Regions from separate parts of the Homo sapiens genome. Here region 1 is linked to region 2. The links are chromatin contacts, found by Hi-C or POLR2A ChIA-PET in ENCODE. All regions are on one chromosome and are shown on one strand. The core of a region is the stretch at or near the end of the contact, and the rest is flanking DNA. Distances in the headings are between cores, read along the strand shown.

Region 1 (3,982 bases), core at 1,152-3,651, 1.3 Mb before region 2:
ATAATCATATATGTAAACATTTAGTCAATGGTGGTTACTATTTATAAACCAGTAAAATCTCTCCCACATGCTCCTTAGCCATTAGCACATTTTTTTAAATGATAAAAGTGATAAGCATCTTGTGAATGAAGACATTTTGGAAAATACAGAGACGTATAAAAAAGAGGCCATAGACTCTTACCTCCACCCAACTCTAATTATCTGCCTATTTCATATAAACAGGGGTATAAAATTTAAAAAGAGAGTAATACATGTATTAATTTTTTGGAGACACTGCCAGTTTTGATGCAAGTTATCTTTTTTTTGTCACAATAAAAATGCCTTTCATTATTGGTCTGGATGTTTTGTACCTTCTCCAGTACTAAAAGAAATGTCTGTTTAAATTTAGAGAAGGAGGGGAAGGGCACTTGAACACTATGGGAGGTTCTACTGTAGAATTCTGGAAGAAGAAAAAGGTGTAAATTATTTCACAATAGAGTAGAAATTACAGGAAGTCCAAACAGAACCAACTGTTACAGTAATGAATAAGGAAAAGGTACCAAGTCTCTTTCTTGGCTGTCATGTAATAACAGACTTGAGTTGCAACAGCTGGGGTGTATGCAAGTTCAGGGGATGATTTTACATGTGCCATTTAATCCAGGTACACTAGACTAGTACCTTTCTCAAAACTCAGAAAATAAATTGCTGTGAAGTATAAAAGGATTCAACCCTGATTACAAATGGGATAACAGGTAATTTTTGCTTAAAAAGAGCCTCTAGGAAACAGGAGGTTTGATCAATTTGTTTCATGTACTTCTACTTCTTCCCTTTAGGGTGCCTCAGAATGACCTAGTTCTCCCTTCTCTGTGTTAACACATGACACATCTTTCTCTGACAGTCAAAATTCGCAGATTATCCAAGTTTTAGAAGCCAAATTATACTTGTCCCTTTGTTGCCTGCGGACCTGGGGCACTGCCTATGAGTGTTTCAAGCGACAACCCAGATGTTTTTAACCTTTAAAAAAAAATTTTTTTTAAATACAAGGTATTTCTCTGTTGCCCAGGCTAGAGTGCAGTGCCATGATTATAGCCCACTGCAGTCTCCAATGCCTGATCTCAGATGATCTTCCTGCCTTCATTCCAAGTAGCTGGCACTACAGGCACACGCCACCAAGCCCTGCCAATTTTTTGTATTTTCAGGAGAGACGGAGTCTCACTATATTTCCCAGCCTGGTCTCGAACTCCTGAACTCAAGCGATCCGCCTGCCTCAGCCTCCTAAAGTGCTGGGATTACAGGCGTGAGCCACTGCGCCCGGCCTAAGATGCATCTTAAGGGGCACTGTTCTATTTCTACCATCTCGAATAGTATTTGGCCAACTCTTTCCAGCTATGTCCTGAATTTAAAGTGGAAAAAGGAGAAGAAGAAAATTATAACAGGTCTCTATTTAAAACCTGACGATTTAATCCTTCGCTGAACTGGGTTACAGAATTTTTCGAAAGTCAAATGGAGCTTCGGGACGGGCCTGCCTATGACCTGCACCTTGGGCCACCTTCCCCAGGGGCACCTGCCAAGGTGCAGGTTAGGGCGACTCAGTCCTTTGTCCCCACTGCAAGGGTTGGGAAGAGAAACGGGGGAAGCCGAGGCCGAAGAGCCGGCCTAACTTCATTTCCACAAATGATTCCCGGTGACCTCAAGTTAGAGTATGAGCCACTGGAGTGCAGGGTACGGGAAAAAGGAGAATTTGGGGCAAGGGGCACTTCAATTTGCCGCCTAAATTCGCATGACCAGGCCTAAATTCGGATGCGTTGCCATTTCCCACAGGGAAAGGCTCCGTGCGGCTACCAGTTCACATTCCTCCAGCTGAGTGCAAGCGGCTCCGCTCTCCCTCGGCGTCCGCGGACACCCGGGCACTGCTCCCCGGAGCCACGCAGCAGCCGGGGCATGGCCGGGGCCAGGCCGAGGGAGCGCCGTGCTGCGCCCGGGAACCCGCCAGGGCCTCCCAGGCCGGGTCCCGCCTCTGCTGCCCCCTGCTGGCTGCCCGCGAGCCGGGGCGCCCCGAACTCTCAGCGCCTTGACCACCGCGGCTCGGGACCGGGGCGCGGTTACCTCTTGGGGACATCAAAGGCTCGGCAGGCGGCGGGGCGCGACGGCTCCCCACACTTGGTTTTCCCATAGCGGATCAGGTCCTGGAAGATCGCGCAGCCCGGGAGCAGGCCGGGCGGCAGGAGCTGCAGCAGTAGGGTCAGCAGGAAGGCGGCGGTCAGCGTGAGCCACACCGCGCGCAGCGGGTTCAGCGCCGAGTGCTCGGCCTCCGCCCAGGGAGCCATGGCCCGCGTGCCCGCCTTCCGCGCTGCTGGCGCCCCCACCGCCCGCTAGCCCGCGGAAGAGCGGCCACTAGCGCGCGGCGCACCGGTCTCAGCCTAGCGGGACGTCGGTGACGCGGCGCGGGGCGGGGACGCGCAGAGCCCCTCCCGGACTCGCCGCTCAGCCGCGGAGGTCCTTGGTCCTGGTCGCGCTGGCGCTGGGTGGTCGCTCGCAGTCCCTAATCTGGGCATGGGGATTCTTAGATGGAGCTCCAGAATATGATTCATCAGAAGCAAAGACGCAAAACAGACGAGACCACGTGTCTGCCACTCTTATCAACATTATCTCCAAAGCAAAAAATGGAAACCTTACATGTTGCATTTTAGTTTATTTAGCTAAATTATGATACACTGACATGTTAGAATATCATGCAGTCATTGAGAATTATTATGACGAGTGTAGAAACAGGGAAAGCTGTTTAGGAAACAATATGTGAAGTGAAAAACAAAACCAACCATAAAAATACATAGCTATGATTGCAAACAACTATATTAATATGAATGTGTGTATATATGGATAAAGAAGGCAGATCACACCCAAAAATGAATAATTATGTTAGGATGCTGGAAATGTGTTGGATATGTGTATAATGTAAACATGTAGACAAGTAATTGCACATAATAATAAAAATCATAGTGGTAAAAACTGTGTTTAAAAAACAGCAGTCGCTTACCAATAGGGTTCCAATCCTTAGAAGCAAAGTTTTTAAATTCCATCAGCTGTTTCCTGTAACATTTATCTCAGGTAGTGACAATGCTATTTATTGACTCACTGATTTTAAACAACACTGATTTTATTTACTATAAGTGAAAATCTAGCTCTTTTAAGTATTTAAAAGTCTTTAAAATGTTAATTCTGAAGTATTGTATGCCTACTGTATGACAGGCATCATTTTGGATACTGAGGACAGAGGGGTTTACAAGATAATTGTCACTGCTTATTTGGAGCTTACATTTTTGAGATTGGGTGGTGGGTGAGAAGTGGAAGAGGGGAGAGGTAGCCAACTCATCACCCTTACCCCAATGAGATACCCGATATGTGTGTTGAATAAACATCAGGGTGGGTAGGTTAGTGGGACTTTGGACTGTTAAATGAGCAAGCTTTTAAAGTTTTCTTCTTTGTGCAAAAGACACCTAAGGCTTTACCCGTCCTTTGACAGCCAGGTGATTAAGGATGGTTAAATTGGCATTCTAGCTAGGACAATGAGGCCTTATTGAGTGATCCTGGATCTCTTTTGCGGGAGTCACCCTTTCACTGTTTCTTTCTTTTCTTTTTTTTTTTTTTGAGATGGAGTCTCGCTTTGTCGCCCAGGCTGGAGTGCAGTGGCCTGATCTCTGCTCACTGCAAGCTCTGCCTCCCAGGTTCACACCATTCTCCTACCTCAGCCTCCCGAATAGCTGGGACTACAGGTGCCCCCCCAACCACGCCTGGCTTTTTTTTTTTTTTTTTTTTTGTATTTTTAGTGGAGATGGGGTTTCACTGTGTTAGCCAGGATGGTCTTGATCTCCTGACCTCGTGATCCATCTGCCTCGGCCTCCCAAAGTGCTGGGATTACAAGCATGAGCCAATGCTCCTGGCACCCCTTCACTGTTTCTTTATTTTTCTTAGGTTAACTCTCTGTAAATGCAGCTGGTCTGTC
Region 2 (4,169 bases), core at 61-2,560:
CTACTGTATTTTTCCTTCATTTTTTCTTGGCTAACCACACTCATTTCCTTCAGTTGTTTCCAAAAGGAGGTTGGCATCTCTCACTGTCCTCATTGACCTCCTTTGCACTTTCTCCACGTCAACAGTGACCCATCTAAAGCCGACTACTGTGACATGAACACTGCACTTGAAGAGCCTGACCAGCGCTGGGCTCAGTAGAACTATCCTTTCTTCTCCCATGGTGTATCCTCACTGTCCAGGACTCTCTTCTCAGAAGCCCACTCCTTCCCCTGTGCTGTTTATATGCTTAATGAAACCAAGTACCCAAAGTGACCGTTCAACTGTTACTAGGCAGCTAAGTAGACTCCATTAAACCTTTTCCTTCCTTCCTCCCCTTCTTTCTTTCTCTCCCATTCTTCTTTCATTCTTCTCGTCCTTCCTTCTATCCTTTCTTCCTTCCTGCCTCCTTTTCTTCCTCTCCTCTGCCCTTTCTTTCAGGTCTTTTTTGTGGTAGGAACTGGTAAGAAAAGGAAAGGAATTCCCTAAGATTTTAAGGAAACAACAACAAAAACCAGGTTATGTTTGGTGAGAGAGTTGGGGCAAGAAACTGCATCTTCTAATATGGAATCCAGGTAATTTATCAGTTTTTTTTCATAGCATGACTACGGTGAGATTTCTTGTAAGAAAAAAAAAAAAATACCAGCATCGCTGGCCTCATATATTGGATTATACTTAAGGGGATCAAGGGATAAGATGTTTGAATTTGGAGATGTCTTGAAAAATCCTGTGGTGAGCACAAATGTTTGCAGTGTCTCTGCTGGACTCCTCAAATTGGGAAAAAAGAGACTCTGGTTCTCATCATAGACTCAAAACCTGAGGAAAAGCGAGATGCGATTATTAGATAAACTGGCAATGACACGCACAAAAATGTGTCTATTCCAGCCAGGGCTTTTCTTTTCAGTTGTTTGTTTTGGTTAGAGATGACTTTGGGGAACTGCATGTCCCACTGGACATTCCAAGCTGCGTTGTCGGAGTCGCGGGTCGCGGCCTCCAGTCAGCGGAGCCGCCGCCCCCAGGGTCCGCCACCCAGAAGTCGGCGGAGGGGGGCCCGCCGGCGGGAGCGCGCGCCCCGGTCGCCGTCTGCGGGTAGAAGCAGAGGAAAGACGGTGGCCTGGGAGCGCGCGAGGCCGCACGTGCGCGCGCCCGCCCGCCCGCCAGCCAGTCCGCTCGCCCACGCGCCCACGCACGCGCCCGCCCGCCCGTTGGCCCGGGAAGTCTCGCGATGCCGTAGCCGGCTGCTCCCGCTGCGGGTGGCTCGGGCTGTTGCTGTGGTTTCCTGAGTTGCTGCTGCTGCGGCGGCGGCAGCGGCGTCTGTGCTTGTGGAGGTGTCGGCCTCTGGGCGGATGTTGACATTGTGTTGTTGTTATTGCTGATGGTAATGGCGGCGGCGGTGGCGGCGACGGTCCAGACCCCATCCCCTCTGTAGCCGGAGCCGAGACAGCCGACAGCGAACTCCGCGGCCTCGGAGCCGGCGGCAGCGGCGACTCCCCTCAGCCTCCGCCGCCTCGCCCGCCGGTACCCCGGCGCCAACCCCGGGAGTCAGGCCCTTTGGGCAGGGGAGCTCGGAGGCTCAGGATGGCGGATTTCGACGAAATCTATGAGGAAGAGGAGGACGAGGAGCGGGCCCTGGAGGAGCAGCTGCTCAAGTACTCGCCGGACCCGGTGGTCGTCCGCGGCTCCGGTCACGTCACCGTGTAAGGCCCGGAGGAGGGCGAGGGCGGGAGGTGCGGGCTGGGGTGGGCCCCGTTACTCCACGGGAGCCCCGTTTCCCCTGTGTCCGTCTGGTGTCGGGGGCCTTCCGAAAGAGTAGGCAACCAGGAAGTGAGAACTTGGCTTATTTTCATTTGTTTGGGTCTCCGAAGTGGGGACGGACGCTGTCCTTCCTCCTCCACACACCCCTTTAGCAGGCCCTACAGGCCCGGGCGATGTGACGATCCCAGTAGGCACGGGTTTTCATTAGGGTCTGCCCTGCGGGCCACCCTTCCTCTTCAGGGTGGAAGTACGTGTATTGACAGGGAGCCTCCTTGTTTTCTCGCCCAGTTACCCTGTGGTTGTCTGTGCCTTTGCACCCAGTGACATGGCTCAGAGGCCAGATCTGGGCCGTGTGAGACCCCAGTGACAATTGGCAGCGAAGCTCCGTTTCGTGTCTATTTCACACATACCCACAGGTCTCCCAGTTTTTCCACTAATTTCCGCAGAACTAATGCAAGTTCTTGTAATTGTACGTGATAAAAATATATAGTTGAACACAAATTTAAGATATACAGAAAGAAATATGTTTACAACAACAACAACAACAACTACGTGAGGGACATACACTCTGCTCAGGTTACTGAGGGAAAATTGTAGTCCTGAAGCTCCTCCTTGGGGCACGAACTTGGGGCTTGTTAATTTGGAAAGTCCCACTAGTAACATTAAAAGTCTGATATTAATAAGGAATGAAAGCTTTCGGAAAGACCATGACAAAGGAATGTGAAGCCTTGAACCAAATAATGAGCTGTCCGGAAGCAGGAAGTTTTGTAATGTTTCACTATGAAGTCCACAGTTTTGTACCACTTGATGTATTACATTGATACTCTCTCATTTTAGATCTCTTGTTCAAATAATAGATCAGACTTCCATACTTGTCAGGTATCTCTGTACTTCTTCACCTTTTCAGTGAAACAAAAGAGCCAGCAAGTCTGAGAATGTCTGGAATAGTCTTCATTATATTTTGGTGAAGAGTGAGTGGGATGTGCTGTGAATAACTTAGGGAAACAGTAAGACTTCTCATATAAGTTTGTCAGCAAAATAATTGCATTTCTCGTATGACCAGCCATATTGTTGTTTGAGTATGCTTATGTAATGCTTTAATTTCTTTAGTACCTGTTAGTTTATGTTCAGGTGACTTAACAGGGTAAAAACACTGCATAATTGCCATCACAGCACCATGACAAGACAGTGGAATTTAATTCACCACAATAATACTTTCTAAGTGTTGTCACCAGCTTAAGAAGTATAACCAAATATCATGGATATTAAACTTTTAACATATATCACAGAATTCATAACCTGCCATTTGATTTTATTTTGACTTTTAGGACCTTTTTGCACTGTTTTAAGCCTAAGGAGTATGTGGATGCTTAAAGAAGTGATTTCCAAACTTTGTCATGCCATCTATCCCTCCTTCTACATTCCTCATGTCAAAGAAAAGCTAGAGAATTTTGTCATTTAAAAAGGCGACGCTGTAGTTGTAATGTTTCCTCTGTTAAGGAGAAGAAAAGCTAAGCACTTTGTTGGGCAAGTGGAAAATGCAATAGTGGGCAAAGTGCTCAGAACCTAGGTAATCAGTAAACTTGATTGTAGTTGGCTACGTGGAGAGGTTAATAGGGTAGAAAATAATTATTAGTGGTTTTCAAACTTAGCTGTCCATTAGAATCCTGGGTGTCTTTAAAAAAAGACCATTGTCTTTGCTCCACCCCAGGCCAGTTGAAGGCCAAATACTAAGTGAGGGTCCTAGGAGTGGACAGTTAAAATAATAAATAAATAAATAAATAAATAAATAAAATCTCACAGGTGATTCTAATGTGTAGCCAAGATTGAAAACTATTCCAGGTTATAGGGAGGGACTATCTATCATCAATAAACAGTATGCCTTTCTACATTGTGAGTTAAATCTCTGATTTTCCTCAGCAACTTCCTTCTTCTCCCATTTATCTTGGTTCTAGGCTCTGGGTTAAAATCTATCTCAGCTACTTCCTGGATAAATTGTTTATTCATGACCTTTAGTTGAGATGGGGATAGTTATAGTCGATACCTTTTAAGATTATTAAGGATTAAATGAGATAGTACATGAAAAGAATTTATTGCACTGTGTGGTACTATGTTCAATAGATACTAGTTTTTATTATTCTCCTCCTCAGATATAGTTTTCCACTTTGAGAAACAGGTGTAAAACAAAGTACTAAAAAATTAGAACTGCCATTATCAAACATAACAATGATTCACCTTAGTCTTATTTTTCCATTTCTAAGCAATGTGTATGTGCTTAAATTACTGTGTTTGAAGTATTTTGATGACAATAAGGATCTTTCTGCATTGAAAACTTAACCTGTTTTGTGGCGACATAGGTAATAATAGAAAACTTTTTT

The links. Hi-C counts contacts between places; a loop is a spot of excess contacts on that map. ChIA-PET counts read pairs that join two places held with the same protein, here RNA polymerase II (POLR2A). Pooled maps may share reads with other maps.
Region 1: a map of CD8-positive, alpha-beta T cell shows a loop between it and region 2 (5-fold over the local background). The contact joins the promoter of SRD5A3 here to the promoter of CHIC2 in region 2. A Hi-C loop is called at or near these places in 1 of 168 maps with a recorded cell type or tissue (CD8-positive, alpha-beta T cell) and 9 of 50 pooled maps. POLR2A ChIA-PET finds 5 or more read pairs at or near these places in 2 of 52 experiments (activated CD8-positive, alpha-beta memory T cell and activated T-cell).

The regions. Positions count from the first base shown.
Region 1 is chr4:55,344,661-55,348,642 of GRCh38, reverse strand. It overlaps SRD5A3 (steroid 5 alpha-reductase 3), which reads right to left and starts at 2,401. Exons shown (of 5, transcript NM_024592.5): 1 at 2,086-2,401. The coding sequence starts at 2,306. RefSeq lists silencers at 1,819-2,088, 2,299-2,468 and an enhancer at 1,920-2,680.
Region 2 is chr4:54,061,746-54,065,914 of GRCh38, reverse strand. It overlaps CHIC2 (cysteine rich hydrophobic domain 2), which reads left to right and starts at 1,310. Exons shown (of 6, transcript NM_012110.4): 1 at 1,310-1,733. The coding sequence starts at 1,615. RefSeq lists silencers at 1,003-1,242, 1,473-1,602 and an enhancer at 1,402-1,902.